2 separate regions of the Mus musculus genome follow, and region 2 is linked to region 1. The links are chromatin loops, found by intact Hi-C in ENCODE. Cell type or tissue: gastrocnemius. All regions are shown on one strand.

The links. A loop is a pair of places that touch in the nucleus more often than their neighbours do. Peaks named below come from ENCODE experiments on the same cell type or tissue, not always from the same donor. Only the 100,000 strongest peaks of a DNase experiment are listed, where the experiment ranks them.
Region 2: it touches region 1 in a loop (15-fold over the local background); 17 of 42 quality-filtered maps call a loop at or near these places.

Annotation. Positions count from the first base shown.
Region 1 is chr6:17,459,079-17,467,078 of GRCm38, forward strand. Met (met proto-oncogene) reads left to right here and starts at 4,879. Exons shown (of 22, transcript NM_008591.2): 1 at 4,879-5,170. In gastrocnemius, a CTCF peak has its summit at 4,440; DNase peaks (open chromatin) are centred at 4,487, 4,890 and 5,791; H3K4me3 peaks cover 2,843 bases; H3K27ac peaks cover 3,633 bases.
Region 2 is chr6:17,580,765-17,588,764 of GRCm38, forward strand. No RefSeq gene overlaps it. Among named protein-coding and RNA genes, the nearest start is that of Gm52893, 43 kb to the left of the region's middle. In gastrocnemius, no CTCF peak of the experiment used is centred here; a DNase peak (open chromatin) is centred at 3,329; H3K4me3 peaks cover 879 bases; H3K27ac peaks cover 2,372 bases.

The DNA of each region.
Region 1 (8,000 bases):
TGTGCCGCCCCGTGGAACCTCTGAGGCACGCAGTTACTGAGACCGTCGTTCCAGAAGGAATTAATGCTGGTGTCGCAGAAAGATTCCGTTCTCTTGAGACTGAGTTGTTATAAACCAGGCCATACCACACATTCGTTGCTCCCTTTTGCATGATGTCTGATCCTTGTGAGTTTCTCTGCCGTGTTGTGATAAACAGTCTATGGGACTTTTTCAAACAGCTGAGACTATCCAGATCTTGAAGGTTTCCTAAATTTTGATTAAAAAAGAAAGCTGCCACCTTTATACGTTATTTATAGTTATTTGCAGAGCAACAGAAAATGTACAAATACACACCCCAAGGGAAAATTCTGAAGTTGTTGAAACAAAGGCATTGGGGGAAAGAAACATCCTCTTCTTTTTTCCGAATTCAAATAATCTCTGCCCTGTCCTGACTGCCCAGGGGCTTGCTCCAGCCTGGGAAGTGCTTTTCAGATGGACAACCCAGAGGAACCAGCACCTTTGCTCCTCACTGTAGCTTCAGTCCGGTAGGATCAGGCAAGCAGAAGAGGAATGGTCTTGTCCTGAGTAGCAGCTGACTTCGTGGCCAGAGAAGAAAGGAAGTTAACAAGCAACAGTAGGCTCTGCCACTCCAAGTTAAATGACTGTTATTCATGCTCACAGTTTCTATTCATTATAGTGGAAAGGCACGGTCATGAGAATAGCAGCCTCGGGCCAATTGTGTAACCTTGGCTAAGCTGCAGGATCTCTCTGAGGCTTGATTTCCTAAGTATAAGGGGAGGGTGATGCATGGTCTGGAGTATATCATGAGGACATAAGAAAAAATCCAAGTATGTGACAAATACGCCGATGACTATTAAGGAAAATTAAGCCCTTGCTTGAGAAACGCAGAAACATTAGGTTAACCCGAGTAAATCAAATGACTAACAAAATGACAGCATACACCGTGTTAGAAACTCTGAATTGTTCTACCTGCACCTCCCTCAGTCTTCTGAGGTTATAACCGTGATGCCTGCAGTTTGTAGCCACGTAGTCTTCTTGTCCTTAGCGTTGAACAGGCTTGATCACATCCTTAGTGTCTTAATAGAAAACAGTTTTAGAGATGCAGACATCAGTAAATGGCAATCAAAGCCACTTCAAAGCATTGCATACCCAAAGGACCCACTTCTCACCATCATCCACAACCGAAGGCATAACTATTCCTCCATTTCTCTGGCATTGTCTTTCCTTTAAAGTCAGGTTTCCTAAAAATGGGTTATCTAGTGAACTAATTTCATAGGAAATTGCTTCTCTGGGTATTAAGAGCACAGGAGGCATTCTGCAATGAACTAAGTTTGGAGTATGGTAGGGGGAGTGAAGATAAGAAGAATTTTCTCTTTGTTCTGTTCTCTTTTCTCTCCCAGTCTGAATTTTAGAACTTTTACTATTCTAATGTACATGATATGTGTTCCAAAACTTAATAGAAACCCTCCATTCCCAGATTTTATTTACTCTCAGAAACAGCAGAAGGGGCCATCATCTAAATCTTTTATTGGTTTAGGTGAAATGTTTTCTTAGACACTGCAACAGAAGTGATACGGAGGGGGAGGTGTAGAACCTGAGGAGCCGGAACGCACAAAAGAACCCAAGGAGGCCAAGGTCATAGTTTCTCCTCAGAAACGGGAGCATGGTGTCAAGAGCCGAAATCTGCACGTGTTACACGAGATGATTATAGGTTGCTGACAAACCGAAGAGCCCATGCTTTTTCTACCATGATTTGGATTGTAAGAAGAAAAAAAAAAGCAAACCAAAACCTTTTTATAAACCTATTGTGTCTGCGAGCCCCCTTCATCACTTGCAGGCAACAAGACTTTGTCCTAAGGAAGTTACCTCCACTTGTATTTAAAAAGGCACACCATGTAACAAGATCTTGAGATCCAAGTTTTGATGTGCCGAAGCCAGTCAGAAAGGATGCAGCGTAGTTAGAGGAAGAGGTGGCAGTTCCCGTCTCCCTTGACCAAAGCTATTAGGCCCAATTCAAGGTTAAGATGTAAGTTTGTAACAGCTTAGCTCTGTGTGTTATCTACAAGCTGGTAGACAAGAAAACTTCCCAGTTTTTGTCCACTGATGTTTTGCCAGATGCTGGGATGCATATGTTACCACAGTTAGCTAGCAAGAAGCAGAGAAAAGTCTCACTAATTCGTGACCCCTGACTACTATGCAGATTCAGCTTAGGGAAGGAACACCTTGCTCCCATTTCAGGGAGCAAATCCATTCTGAGTTCTTTAAAGACTGTAGGTGACAAAGCCCTGGCTATTAGTGTCTGGTTAAACTGCTTTTCCCACAAACATGGACATTAGTGTCAGCATTAACTTCTTCCACGGTGATCGAATGGCTAGCTCTCCTTTATACACTACTTCTGAACTCAGCTGCATCTTCTCTTTTAAGCAAGAAACGAAACCCCTTTCTAAAGGCACCATCAGATTTCACCTTGGACTTCACTGCCAGCGTGACAGACATCACGCGGCTATCACTGGTTGCAAGGGATTCTGGGAGAAAATTTTTCAAGACTGAGAAGGGAAGTCAGGGGAGGGAGATCTGCTTGGAAACAGGTGCTGGCTTAGCCAGGCAACAGTATTAGCCACAGAGGTTTGGTTGGTCAGGAAAATACCAGTAGAACTTCATCATCCAATGTGTCACCCATGCCACAGACGCTAAGAAAGTCAAAGAGCAATTAAAGTTGGCTGCAAAAGCTTGGAATTAGGGGGTGTCCTGCCATCTTTAGAAACTATCTGCTTCTATCATTTTAAAGATGGGAAATACTTTTCCTAATAAATGAGTCCAGGTAGAGTGTAAAAGTTATACAACTTTTACAGTCATTCCTTTAATTATGTTATTTTTTAGCTAGCTTTATAAACTATTAATATCTTCTGGTTTATGGTTAACATATCAAAAACATAATTTTAAAGCCATTTTTTAAAACTGAACTGAAATTTGTCCTTGAGTAGAAAGCAGGGAAAAATTCTATTCTAAAAAAACTTATAATAGAATGCTTGCATGTATAATCCACTTTTCAGTTTGTTTGTACTGCCTTTTCTGAGCCTTTATACAACTTTAATTGTTTTTGTTGTTGCTGTTGTTCTGTTTTTCTATTTTTAATCATAGCACTCAAACTTGGAAAACCTGTTAAGGCAACTACATGGGATGTTTAAAAAAAAAAATCCAGTTAACATATTGCTATGGAAACCAGGAAATAGAAACAGCACGCTAATCATTCATTTAGACAACTACGGTGTGTGTGTGTGTGTGTGTGTGTGTGTGTGTGTGTGTGTGTGTGTGTGTAAAATCCATCTATTCACCTTCTATTGAAAGATGTTATAAACTTTCAAGCTAATCAAGATGGCTTTTTAAAGGCCAGGGGCCTTGTAACCAGTAACACCAGAGTTTCAGAATGAGCCACAACCTTCATGAATAGCGTGATATTTGGAAGGACCCGCTTGAATCAAGTTTGCTTGGCTGGAACCCCTGGACATAGTATAGACCCTTGAAGGAGATTTGAGAACTGGGTTCTAACCCTGGCTTTCTTAATACCAGCTGTGTGAGCTTCCTAGGAATTCGTACGGGCTGTTTTATTCATCTGCAAAATGATTCCGTGCAGGCCTCCAAAACTGTAATAGGAACTTTCCTTTTCCATCAAACTGAGGAGTGGTGAGGTAAACTGCTCTTGGGACTGAAATAGCTCTGTCTAGTGTCTGGTAATGTACTGAACACATACATAGCGCAGTTATAAGAAATGTATGAGACCTTCCTTGTCTTTGCTCTGTGTGTAAGACGTGTCCCCTGCACCTGTATAGTGGCTGTGGCTTGAATGACTCTCAAAGTTACTTCTATACATACCTCTATGTCCATTATCGAATCAGCTCTTCTGACAATTGGAAAGAACTCCTATTCTAAAAGGCAATGGATTCCTTAGATCCTTTCACCTTATTGTATCCTTGTAGGGAAATGCAAAATTTTAGAAACGATTCTAATAAACGAATCTTCCTAAGTAAATCCTTTTCAATTTCTTTTAATATTCGAGATTTGAACTTATGTGTTGGATTTGTTAGTTGCTATTTGTCTATGTAACCGCCTTGTGTCCATTTGTCTATTTAATTACCCTGTGTCCAGCTATGAGGAAAAAAAAGTGAAAATTAACCAGAAGCCTCCCCTGGGTTAAACTCCTGGGGTTCTTCCAGAAATCTGAGAAATTATACTAGGGGGATAATGATTGCAAAATGAAATCATTGGGACAATCCGTCCATGCACTCCCAACATTGTCTGTGACAATGAGCGCCTTGTTTCCGTGGCGCCTAGATCTCTGTCCACGCGGGTGAGTGCGGGGCCGCCACCTCGGGCGTGAGAGAGGCTGCAGCTCCGGGGTGCGCCAGGGGGTGCGTGCGCTTTGCGCGGGTGACTTTGGAGCACCAGGAGGGGGAGACTCGGGGCCACTGATCTCCCTCTGCGCTGGCTTCAGACTCCAGAACTGGAGGAGGAAGAGAAAGCGCATAGCTGGGGAGAGGGAAACTTCTCCACCTAGAAAGTTTCACCTTGCCGAGGGCGGGGGGTGGGGCGGGGCTTGAGGAAGTGCGACCCCCCGGGCTAAGCGTACTGGCTGCGGGAAGGGCGGGGACGCCAACCCCCCCCCCCCCAACCCTCCAAGGGTGGTGCCAGTCCCCATCTCGGGCCCCAGGAGGGACCGTTGGGGACAAACCTAGAGCGACAGGGACGAACAGACACGTGCTGGGGCGGGTACCCGGGTCTCTTCGCCTCCAGCCCGGACGCGCCCGGGCGCCGCTGTTGCCCGGCTGAGTCACGGGCCGGGCAGGGCGCGTGTGGGAAGGGGCGGAGCAGTCCGAGGGCGCTCGGCGGGGTTCGGCCCGGGCCGCAGGTGACCCGGACGGCCTCGCCGCCCGCAGCGTCCGAGCCCGGGTGACCCTGTGCGGAGCCAGATGCTGGGCGACCGCTGACTCGCTGGAGAAGGGCGGAGCGCGCGGGTGGTCCCCAGCCGGCTGACTTCGGCGCCGCGCGCTCCGGGCACCCCAAGGTACAAACTCCAGCCGCGTCGATCAGGCACCCAGCCTCTCCCAGCCCCTCTGCTTTCTTTGTTCCACTAAGGGAACTGGCTACTGCTCTGGAGGACAAGACCACCGAGGTGGGTGCGAGCCCGGGGGCTTAGGAAACTGAAGGTATGGGGTCGGGGAGGTGCAAACTAGAATTGAGCTTGTCGCTTTAGAAGGAGTGTTGTTGACGGCCACCTGTGTGACTCAGGGGCGCCAAGAGCATTAGGTGCTCCAGGGCTGCTGTAGCTCTGCAAGTTTCACCTCTGGGATCTGACTCAGCCCTTACAGAAGGGATCGGTCACCCTGTCCAGGGTGATACAGCCGGCAAGGTTTGAGCCCAGCTATTTCCTTGTTCCTAGTCTTGCTTTATCTGCCTTGAGGGAGCGCGCGAGGAGGGGGTGGGGGTGTCTTTCTCAAGGGCAGGTGTTTCTGGGATGGTCTGAATTTTTTATTCCTGGCAAACACACGGAGGGTGTGATCCATCATTTTCTATCCCACTTTATCTTTTTTTTTTCCTGGGACTCAGTGGAGGTGAAATACATTATAACCAGAGGTCAGGTAGTCTGGCTAGTAGCGGTGTAATTATTAAAAGACCAAAGAAAGTACAATGCAGAATTTATTCCAAACTGTGGTTTCCCATTTCCTACCTTTTTATGTTTAGAAGAGCCATTTGCTAATTTGGCAGTTGGCAGGGGTTCTAGGGGCTCACGCATGAATGCTCGTCCAGTGGCTTTTCCCTTATCACAGGCTTCTGTTCAAAGCAGCTCTGGGGCAGAATGAAAAATTGTCAACTTTCTTAAGCAAAATAATCAGGAGGCTCTAATGGCCAAGTTAAAACGGTCCATGACTATGAGGAGATTGTAAACGCTGTAACTGGATAGAATATAGACAGAATTTTAGGAAGACTGTCAGCATTTTGTAGCATTGGGTGGAGGTTTATTCTGTCGCTTCCAGCAGCCAGCCACACACACACACATTGCCATGCAAATGGATTCAGCAGAACGTTATTTTCCTTTATAGCTCAACTATTATAGCTGACTAATGAATTTCCTCTGCATGGAGATGATCTGAAAACGATGTACACGGTGTTTCCCTTTGCTACTGGGACATAAATTGTGCTTTTATGCCCCAGTGTTAGTGTTGCCCGGATTATTTACAGGTATATAGCTTTCCTCTCCAGCTGGAAGCTTCCTCGGCTTTGTTCACAAGTGTAAATTTCCACTGTGGAGCAGGAGTGGGTTCTGTTACACATTGCAGACTTGTCACTGTCATTTCAGGTTGTGATATACTCACTGTTTATCTCCTCTGAGCAGATAAATAACACACATGAGACGTACAACTTCAATAAGAAATTTGATGGTACCAAAAATGTGTTCCTACATAGTGCAATAGGTGCTTTAAAATTTGTGGTCAGTTTTCAAACTCAGCAGGGCCTCAGTCAATAGTTATTAACTTAGCCACATTCCGCTGTAAGCAAGATGGATTTATGGCATGTCGAGGATGATCAGGCAAGTACTGCCTTTCCCGAGACTGCTTTGTTCTTGATCATTGGCAACAGGGAACTTACGCCAGAGATGCACTACTGGCTTTGTGGATCTGAGGGCAAGCTTTATCTGTAAAATTAAAAAGTATAAATAACAGGCAGTTGATACGGAAGTCTAACATTTGTACTCCTTTTAAGTCAATAATGAGAGGAAAATAAAGTGTTTATAGCTTATCTCAAAAAGGCAAATACCTACAGTTTATGATTTCTAAGACCATGTAAACAGTGTCCCATATTTGTCTTAAACTTTTTAAAAAAAAAAATGAGGATTGCACTTAGAATTATATTTGAAAAGTCAATTTACAAAGCTGTTGATGGAAATAATTAGTTCAAAATAGGATGAGTCTGATTTTTCTCTTACAAGTTTATGTAATAAGGTAAAGGTTTTCTCAGAACAAAGAGGATAACACAGAAGGGGCTGAAGCTCTGTGTGGCTGCCCCAGTGACACTGGACATTGTGCCTAGTGCATATTATTGAGAGTTGCATGTTATTTTGCACTGAGAAAAAAAGATTATGAAACTGTCCTGAGGGCTCAGTATCTGACAGAGTAGTGATCTGCTGTCATACCCGTGGTCACACAGGACTAATCACACATCCAGATCCCCTCTCTATACTCCTCTGCTCCTCATCTCTGTAACTCCCATTTCACACAGCTTTCTGGTTTCTTCTTCACTAACATGAGGTTTAGGGATGGTCAGGAGGGGGCTGGGGTGTGTACATGTGTTTTGCCTGGATGCATGTGTGTGCCTGTGGCCATGGAGGCCAGAAGATCTCCCGGAACTGAAGGTAAGGTAGTTGAATGAGCGGCCATGTGGGTACCGTGAACCAAGCTTACTCCTCTGTTAGAGTAATCACTGCTCTTAAATGCTGAGCCATTTCACTGGCTTCCCTTTATTCTGTGGCCTGTTGTGTTTGTGCCTGGAGCACCTAAGTTCTTATCATTGCCCCTGAGCAACAAACTGAATGCAGAAACCCAAGTTCGAGGGGAGCTGTTTCCTTTCCCTGACCGGTATATGTCGCAACTCCTGTCAGATACTGAGCCCTCAGGACAGAGTTTCATGATCCTTTTCTCAGTGCAGAAGAACATGCAACTCTCACTAGTATGCAATAGGTGCAGTGGCCAATGCCAGTTTGGAACCATTTTGACTATGAGTTCTTAACACATATTGATTCATGACTAAACTCACATTTTTTTTTCTCACCAGAAATAGCAAAGAAGTTTTGCTGTGAGCATTAGCTGTGCTGGTTCTAGGCAAGCATCTGAAACTGGGCACGGGCGATGAAACGTTTCTGTCCTTGAAATGTTTACGGTCTGATTAGGTAGACAGAGATTACAGATACAAAATAGAGCTAAAGTCCATAATTATTAGGGAACATA
Region 2 (8,000 bases), 120 kb after region 1:
ATTTTCTCAGTGGTTTTATGCCTGTCTGCTGTTTGTCTCTTATTTTATCTTTTTTTTTTTTTTCCATTTTTTATTAGGTATTTCGCTCATTTACATTTGCAATGCTATACCAAAAGTCCCCCATAGCCACCCACCCCCTCTCCCCTACCCACCCACTCCCCTTTTATGGCCCTGGCGTTCCCCTGTACTGGGGCATATAAAGTTTGCGTGTCCAATGGGCCTCTCTTTCCAGTGATGGCCGACTAGGCCATCTTTTGATGCATATGCAGCTAGAGTCAACTCTTATTTTATCTTAATTTATTTTAGTTTTTGGTTTTGCTCACTCTATTCCCTTCCTCATTTTTTCAGTGTTCAAAGTCAAATCTGAAGCTTGGCACGGGGTAGCTCAGAGTCCCACCATGGCAGTGTATCTCTAGTTCTGTCTCTGAGGCTGAGTGCCGGGAATTAGCTATGTGCCCTCCGCCAGCCCAAGTCCTTACCTTGACATCTGCTTCTTCCATTAGAGTCGAGCCTTTCCATCCTCATGACCGTGACTAAACAACCACCTTATTCCTCAGTGGTAAAGAAGAAATGCCCCACGACGGGCCTTTGTGAAGGCCGCCTGTCCCCCGCCCCCAAGAAACCCAACTTCAGTCACATGATCCTCAGAGATAATTTCAGAAGTCCCAATAAAGAAAAACTACCCAGATATCATAGTGCCAGCCTTCAGCAGAACTGTTTCTAATTTGTTATGCTGTAAAAATGAGATGGTCTGTGGTAGTCACCAGGGGGCTTGGGGGTGAGGGGACAGGAACCCTCTGGGAACACCTGGGTAAAGAAGCATCAAGTCTCGCCGCAGACGGTTCAGAAAGAAAATATACACTGTTAGAACTAGCTACACACATATTGCCTATAAGATGAACTTAATATAAAAATAACAAAATAAATAGTAATAACAGTAATGATCCCATCCCGGGAAATGTCATGGGATTGATGACTGTCTGGAAGCTAATGGGCTAAGGTAATGCTCTCAGGGATTAGTCTCACTTAATGAGATGCTGTTAGTTTAGTAAATGAATGCTTAAAATGATGGAAAGTAAAACATCAGGGCTGGCTGATTCACTGGGGGGGGGGGGTGGTAGATAAGTCAAAGCAGCCTGTGTCACACACTGTGCATGTTGTGGTTTTTTTAAATTATTATTATTAATCTGTGATTCAGAAAGCACATATGCTTTACAAGTTGCTATCTTTTATACATCTGTCCCATAATTTTACTCTGGGGATATGTGTATTTATGGAATATTTAAATTAAACTGTTGATTAAAAAAATAATAAAACTCCCTCTAGCACAAGCATACTGAAATTCTACAATTGGGTGGGGTTTGTCCTAAACCCTTCCACCTGAAGGCAATGTGGATACTCATATGAGCTTTACAATATTGTCTCCTGGCTGTACTTGGCTCAGTAGTCCACCATTATTCTAGCAGTTGGCCTCTCCATTCTCCCCACTGTGTATTGCCTGTCCCTCCTTTTAACTAAAAACATGGCTGTCAAATCATACATGTGATTACATCACCGGCCTATTCAAAACCTAATCCTAGATTTTCTGCCCCCAGTCCTTTGTGCTGTTGTGTTTGCTTATTTTTATTATAAAGTAGATCATCATGGTAAAATAAAATAAAATAACTGGGCCAAATGCTATTAAGTGGACAGAAAATGTCCTCTGACTACTGTCTCCCTCCTCCCAGCCTGACTCTGCACAGTGACTCCTGCTGAAACTCTTTGTATGGTAGTCCAAACATGCTCCACCCTGGGAAGGAGCCCAAACGAAGCCCCGTGTGTCAGCCCATCCTTCAGTAGCTCCCATCATTTTTATTGAACTGTTTATGACTCAAGAGGAGCTCAGCACTACAGAGGTTTCTCTAAACCTCGGTGACTTTGAACTCCAACCGAAAGTACCCACTCAAGATATAAACCCCTATACCCGTACCCATATGCATATGGGACCCATACACAGAGCGGGGATAAGAGTGGCTGTCCCCTGGAAGGTATCATCCTGAGTGAGGTAACCCAATCACAAAGGAACTCACACAATATGTACTCACTGATAAGTGGCTATTGGCCCAGAAACTTAGGATACCCAAGATATAAGATATAATTTACTAAACGCATGAAATTCAAGAAGAACGAAGACCAAAGTGTGGACACTTTGCCCCTTCTTAGAATTGGGAACAAAACACCCATGGAAGGAGTTACAGAGACAAAGTTTGAAGCTGTGTCAAAAGGATGGACCATCTAGAGCCTGCCATATCCAGGGTTCCATCCCATAATCAGCTTCCAAACGCTGACACCATTGCATATACTAGCAAGATTTTGCTGAAAGGACCCAGATATAGCTGTCTCACAAACACAGAAGTGGATGCTCACAGTCAGCTAATGGATGGATCACAGGGCCCCCAATGGAGGAGCTAGAGAAATTACCCAAGGAACTAAAGGGAACTGCAACCCTATAGGTGGAACAACAATATGAACTAACCAGTACCCCAGAGCTCTTGACTCTAGCTGCATATGTATCAAAAGATGGCCTAGTCAGCCATCACTGGAAAGAGAGGCCCATTGGACTTGCAAACTTTATATGCCCCAGTACAGGGGAAGGCCAGGGCCAAAAAGGGGGAGTGGGCAGGTAGGGGAGTGGGTGGGCGGGTATGGGGGACTTTTGGGATAGCATTGGAAATGTAAATGAGGAAAATACCTAATAAAAAGTAAAAAAAAAAAAAAAAAAAAAGTGGCTGTCCCTTCCCTCTATAGCAGGGGTTCCCAACCTTCCCAATGCTGCCACCCTTTAATACAGTTCCTCACGTCGTGGTGACCCCCAACTATAAAATTATTTCATTGCTATATAACTGTAATTTTGCTACTGTTATGATTCATAAAGTAAATATCTGCTCTGTGGGATATCTGGTATGTGAGTTACGTGAAGGGATCGTGACCCACAGGTTGAGAACATCTGCTCTAGGAACTTGACATTAAGGGTCCCTGCTGCAGACCAGTACTCTTTATATTACTTACTTAAGTATTTAAATACCTAAAGTCCTCATAAAACAGACTTGCTTATTTCTATTTGCCAATACAGAATAAGCTCACTTCTGAAAGTTTACAAAGCGTCACACTTTCCTAAAATTCTTGTTCTCTTTTGCCATGGAAGTTTCAAACTGCTTAAGAGTTTTAAAAGATTTTTAAGCTGGAGTAATAAATATAACTCGCTGCCTCCTTGCAGACAGCGTTCTGGGAGGGATTGTTGCAGAAGTACGGCTCACAGATGACGTCACTGACTGGGGCGGGACTAAGCATGTACAGGCGACACTACAGGGATGGATTGCTGGCTCTAGTGGTCACTTTCCTTGACCCCAGCTGTCCCCGTGGTGCAAGCACATCCAACCTAATTTTGTCTGTTACATAAGAAGCCAAACGGAGAAACTTGAAACTTCTGCCATCATATTGCTGACTTAATCCTGTCGTAAGTCAGAGCCCAGCAACCTCTGAGTGAGCACCCCTCCCTCTCGTTCCGAACGGAACACTGGGAACACTCATTTGCCTGGGCACATTTTGGAATCATACATACTTGGTTTGAACCGATGCCCAATAAGGAATTCAGATTTTTCCAGATCAGTCACTGCATCTTTCTACGCCTTATTCTCCAAACTGGAAACCCTCATTTTCAATTTTTTTATTGTTATCTGTAATCTGCTTTGTAGTCCAAGAAGATTCAAGACAGAAGGCCCTAGCATAAAATTACCTGCAATTAATAAATATAATAATAACTATAATGACAATACATAATAATCAATATAATTATAACAAAATAAAGGGGACAAAAGGTGAATACAATCAAAATACATTATGCTCATGTATAAAAGTGTTACAATAAAATGTGTATGATTGGGTTATGCCAATAAAAACATCTTTTTAAAGTTAAGAGTTTGGCTTTGCTTTTGTATAAAGTTAAAAATCTTGAAATCAGACGCTGGCTTTCTTCATCATTTTAGAAAAATCAAACTAATATGGGGAATTTCTCAAACCTGTGTGGCTTTCTGTGTCATGTAAGCATATTGCGTTGTATTTTCCTTGATCTTCATTACAGCTCACAGATTTGATTGTAAATATTAAATATCCAGTAAAATTATTATCACTTGCTGATTGCTTGGGTCTTTGTCTGATGCTCAGGCCAGCTTTACAGTCCTAGGCTCAAGGGTCATCCTGCATCGGATAATTCTGTGTGTCCGGACTATAGGTGGGCTTCACCGTTCAGGTATCTGGGCTTCACCGTTCCCCCGTGTCTGGGCTTCACTGATCCCCTGTGTCTGGGCTTCACCAATCCCCTGTGTCTGGGCTTCACCGTTCCCCTGTGTTATGATTGCTACACTTGTCTCAATAATGTCTTTTCTTCAAAAGTCTCCTTACAAGACATCTAATTCATAAAATTCCTTCTAGCGAACCCCAAGATTTCACTTGCTTCTATGTGGCTGCTAGGCTCATATCTGCAAGATTCTGTACTCGGAATCAAAGCGCTAAGAGCTAGGAGTGGCACACAGTCAGGGAGAGCCAGGGGCTGGAGGTGTACGGAATCCCAAGCAGGCCTCGTGGGAGGGTTTTGGTCCTTTTCAGCATCCAAAGTTGGGTCTCAAATAATCGTCCTTTCTCAAAGATAAACACTTATCTGAAGATGGTTTCGGGGGCTTATGAAAGGCCTGCTGAACTTCAATCGGGGCCGTGTTTTTCCAGTTCAATTCATTGCTCTTTGTTTAAATCAAAACTTCATTTTATTTTCCAAAAGCAACCCTGCCAGGTTTCCTTGATTTAATTGTTTTATCTTTTTTGTCTGATGACAATGGAGAACAGAAGAAAATATTCTTGCTGAGGAAATGAAATATTACCAAAAACAACAAGCATTCTCACACTATAGGAGGTGGTTTTATAAGTTACAAAAAAAAAAAAAAAAAACCAAAAAGGCTCCATTCTTTGGATGAAACGTGTTATTGCGGTCGCTGTTGGGTCAAATCCGTACGGCCCAAAGAAAAACGTTGGAAAGAAAATTAACCGGTTCATAAGGGTACAGATAACACTATTTTTAAAAGGAAATGGTTCTTCCCACATAGAAACAATACAAAGTGATAGGAAAACAAAGTGATAATTTGGACAAGTATTAAAACAACTCAAGTAAAATATGTGAAGTTCAGTAAATACTGTTTACAGGGAACACAAATGAAATTATTTCTCATTTGTTTTTAACCTTGCCTAACTTACACTGTTCTTCCTTTCACACCAGAGTACTCAGAGGCCTGGCTGATCAGTAAGGACTAACAACGAACCCAGGAGGATTCAAAGCAGTACAGGCCCGGGGGTCCTGGACCCGCTCTGCTGTCCACTCACCAGTGGCCTATGGACAAATTTGGTTTGGTGAGGGTATTCTAAATAATAAGCTTTGTTTTAAGGAAGAGAGGCTCAGCAGAGTGAACCTGCTGAGTCTGTTGTCCCCAGGAGACACGTGTCCCATTGCACTTCTACCAGTCTGCCATTAGGCCAGTATCAGCATTTGGTGTTGCGAATCAGAGAGCTGAGGGACAGATGCTCAAGGCAGCCAAGGTCACAGCTCTGTGGCACTGTCCAGAGCTGAGAAAGTTGCCTAGTTCAGCCTAATAATACAAGGCTATTATCTGGAAAGATTAAATAAAGATATGCATGCTTAAATTAATTGTTTTTCATGTTTTAAACCTCTTGACTCTCCCTGTGTTAATAGAGTTAACTCTAAAAGCAGAAGAATGTAGCCACTACTCACCTAAAGAGTTTACAAAGTAGAAGTAAACTGTACTTCTTCCAGCTCGGTTTACCGACCCCAACTGAGTGCAATGGGTAAGCAAAGACCATCCACTATCAAGTCACAATGCACAAAAGTAACTGCAAGTGACAGGACTCTTCTGTCCCTCTCACGTATTTTATTCCATTCAAATTATTCTAAGGTTTCCACTGCCAATCTGATGCAAATTATGTCTGAAGCAGTCATCTCTTCTACAGAAGAAAATTCTTCCTCCTGTGTTTACCGCTTCCCATTAACCATCTGCACCCCTGCCTATGCTCAGACGATAAGCTTATGCGATCATTATTATAAATCGAGAAAGTTCCTAAAAAAAAAAAAAAAAAAAAAAAAAAACAGGAACTGTTCCAAACATACACTCAGAAAACCCGAAACAATGCAAGTACACAAGGCCAGAGGGTGTCAAATGAAGGAGGGGGTGATACGTGTGCCAGTGACGCAGACTCCCATCTTTCTGCCTTACTGTCTCCATGTGTGGGATCTTCGCTTCACAGAATAGGGAAGACTGGGTGATTTATAAGGGACAAAAAAATGTATTAGTTAATGGTTCTGGAGAAGTCTGAGATAAGAGGACCAGAATCTGGCAAGGTCCTGCTTGATGCAGCATCCCGTGGTGGGAGGGTAAAGAAAGGGCAAGAAAAAGAAAGGAGGCCAAACACGTTCATCTATAATGAACTCACTCCCTCTATAATGCATTCCAATCCATTTGTGAGGGCATAGCCTTCCTTGCCCCATCATCTTTCATTAAGCTCCACTTGCCAACCCTGCTGCTTTGGGGGTTTTATTTCCATCACAGGCAAACCCCCACATGTGTTTTCTATCCTCAAGGTCATCTCATAGTCCAGATGGCTTCCTGAGCTGCTGGAACAAAGAGGAAAGACTGGGTCAGCATGGTTCAAGAACGTCCTAAAGAGCCTTGAAACCTTATTTGACCAGAATATAGTCTTGGGTCTACATCTAGGGACTAGGGGTAAGTCAGAAGCGCAGTCCTTTCTTCTTGTCCCAAATCTACCTGGATAAAAACCAGGGTTGTGTTGAGGAAGGAGAAAATGTTAATATACAATTAATGTCTTTCACATTGTGTGAGCCAGACTAGTATCAACAGTGTTCTTCCTGTAATATACCATCAAAATATCTTCCTGCTTTAATGATAATGATTGTTTCAAAAGAAAAAGTTACTGATCGCTGACACAATCATTCATCCAGGACCCTTAATAAAGCTGCAGACTGTACAAAGTTGGTACATTTAACATTTGCAAACGTATTTGTGTGCCTCCAGGCTTACGGTTACACAGTGCAGGGAATACAAAGGCCGGCAGGTCCTCTTTCATTTCTAAAAAAGAAAAACAAGGGTTAATGATAATGTAGGTGTCAGGCAGCTTGCCCAGTGTGCATGAAAGCCCAGGTTTGATCTTCTACATCACACAAATGGTGGCGATTATACACAGAGATTCCCCAGAATTCCGTGCTAGAAGCAGGAGGAACCAGGGTACAATGTCATCCTTGACTACCTAGCTAGCTAGAGGGTAGCCTGGGTGTCTTAGTCAGGGCTTCTATTCCTGCACAAACATCATGACCAAGAAGCAAGTTGGGGAGGAAAGGGTTTATTCAACTTACACCTCCATGTTGCTGTTTATCACCAAGGAAGTCAGGACTGGAACTCAAGCAGGTCAGGAAGCAGGAGCTGATGCAGAAGCCATGGAGGGATGTTCTTTACTGGCTTGCCTCCCCTGGCTTGCTCAGCCTGCTCTCTTATAGAACCCAAGACTACCAACCCAGAGATGGTCCCACCCACAAGGGGCCTTTCCCCCTTGATCACTAATTGAGAAAATGCCTTAGAGTTGGATCTCATGGAGGCATTTCCTCAACTGAAGCTCCTTTCTCTGTGATAACTCCAGCTGTGTCAAGTTGACACAAAACTAGCCAGTACACCTGAGTTACACCACACTTTGCCTTTTTCCCCAAAAGGAGAAAGAGAAATGGAGAGAAGGGAGGAGAGGAGAAGGAGAGAATAATGACAGAAATCTTGACTGCAGTAAATTATTGCAATCAGCATGTAAATTGGGGAATTTAAGAGTTGTAAATGTAAGGGGCACCAGTTTAAGGAAAAGTTTACAAAAGAAAATGCCTCTCTTTGTTAAGCCTAATT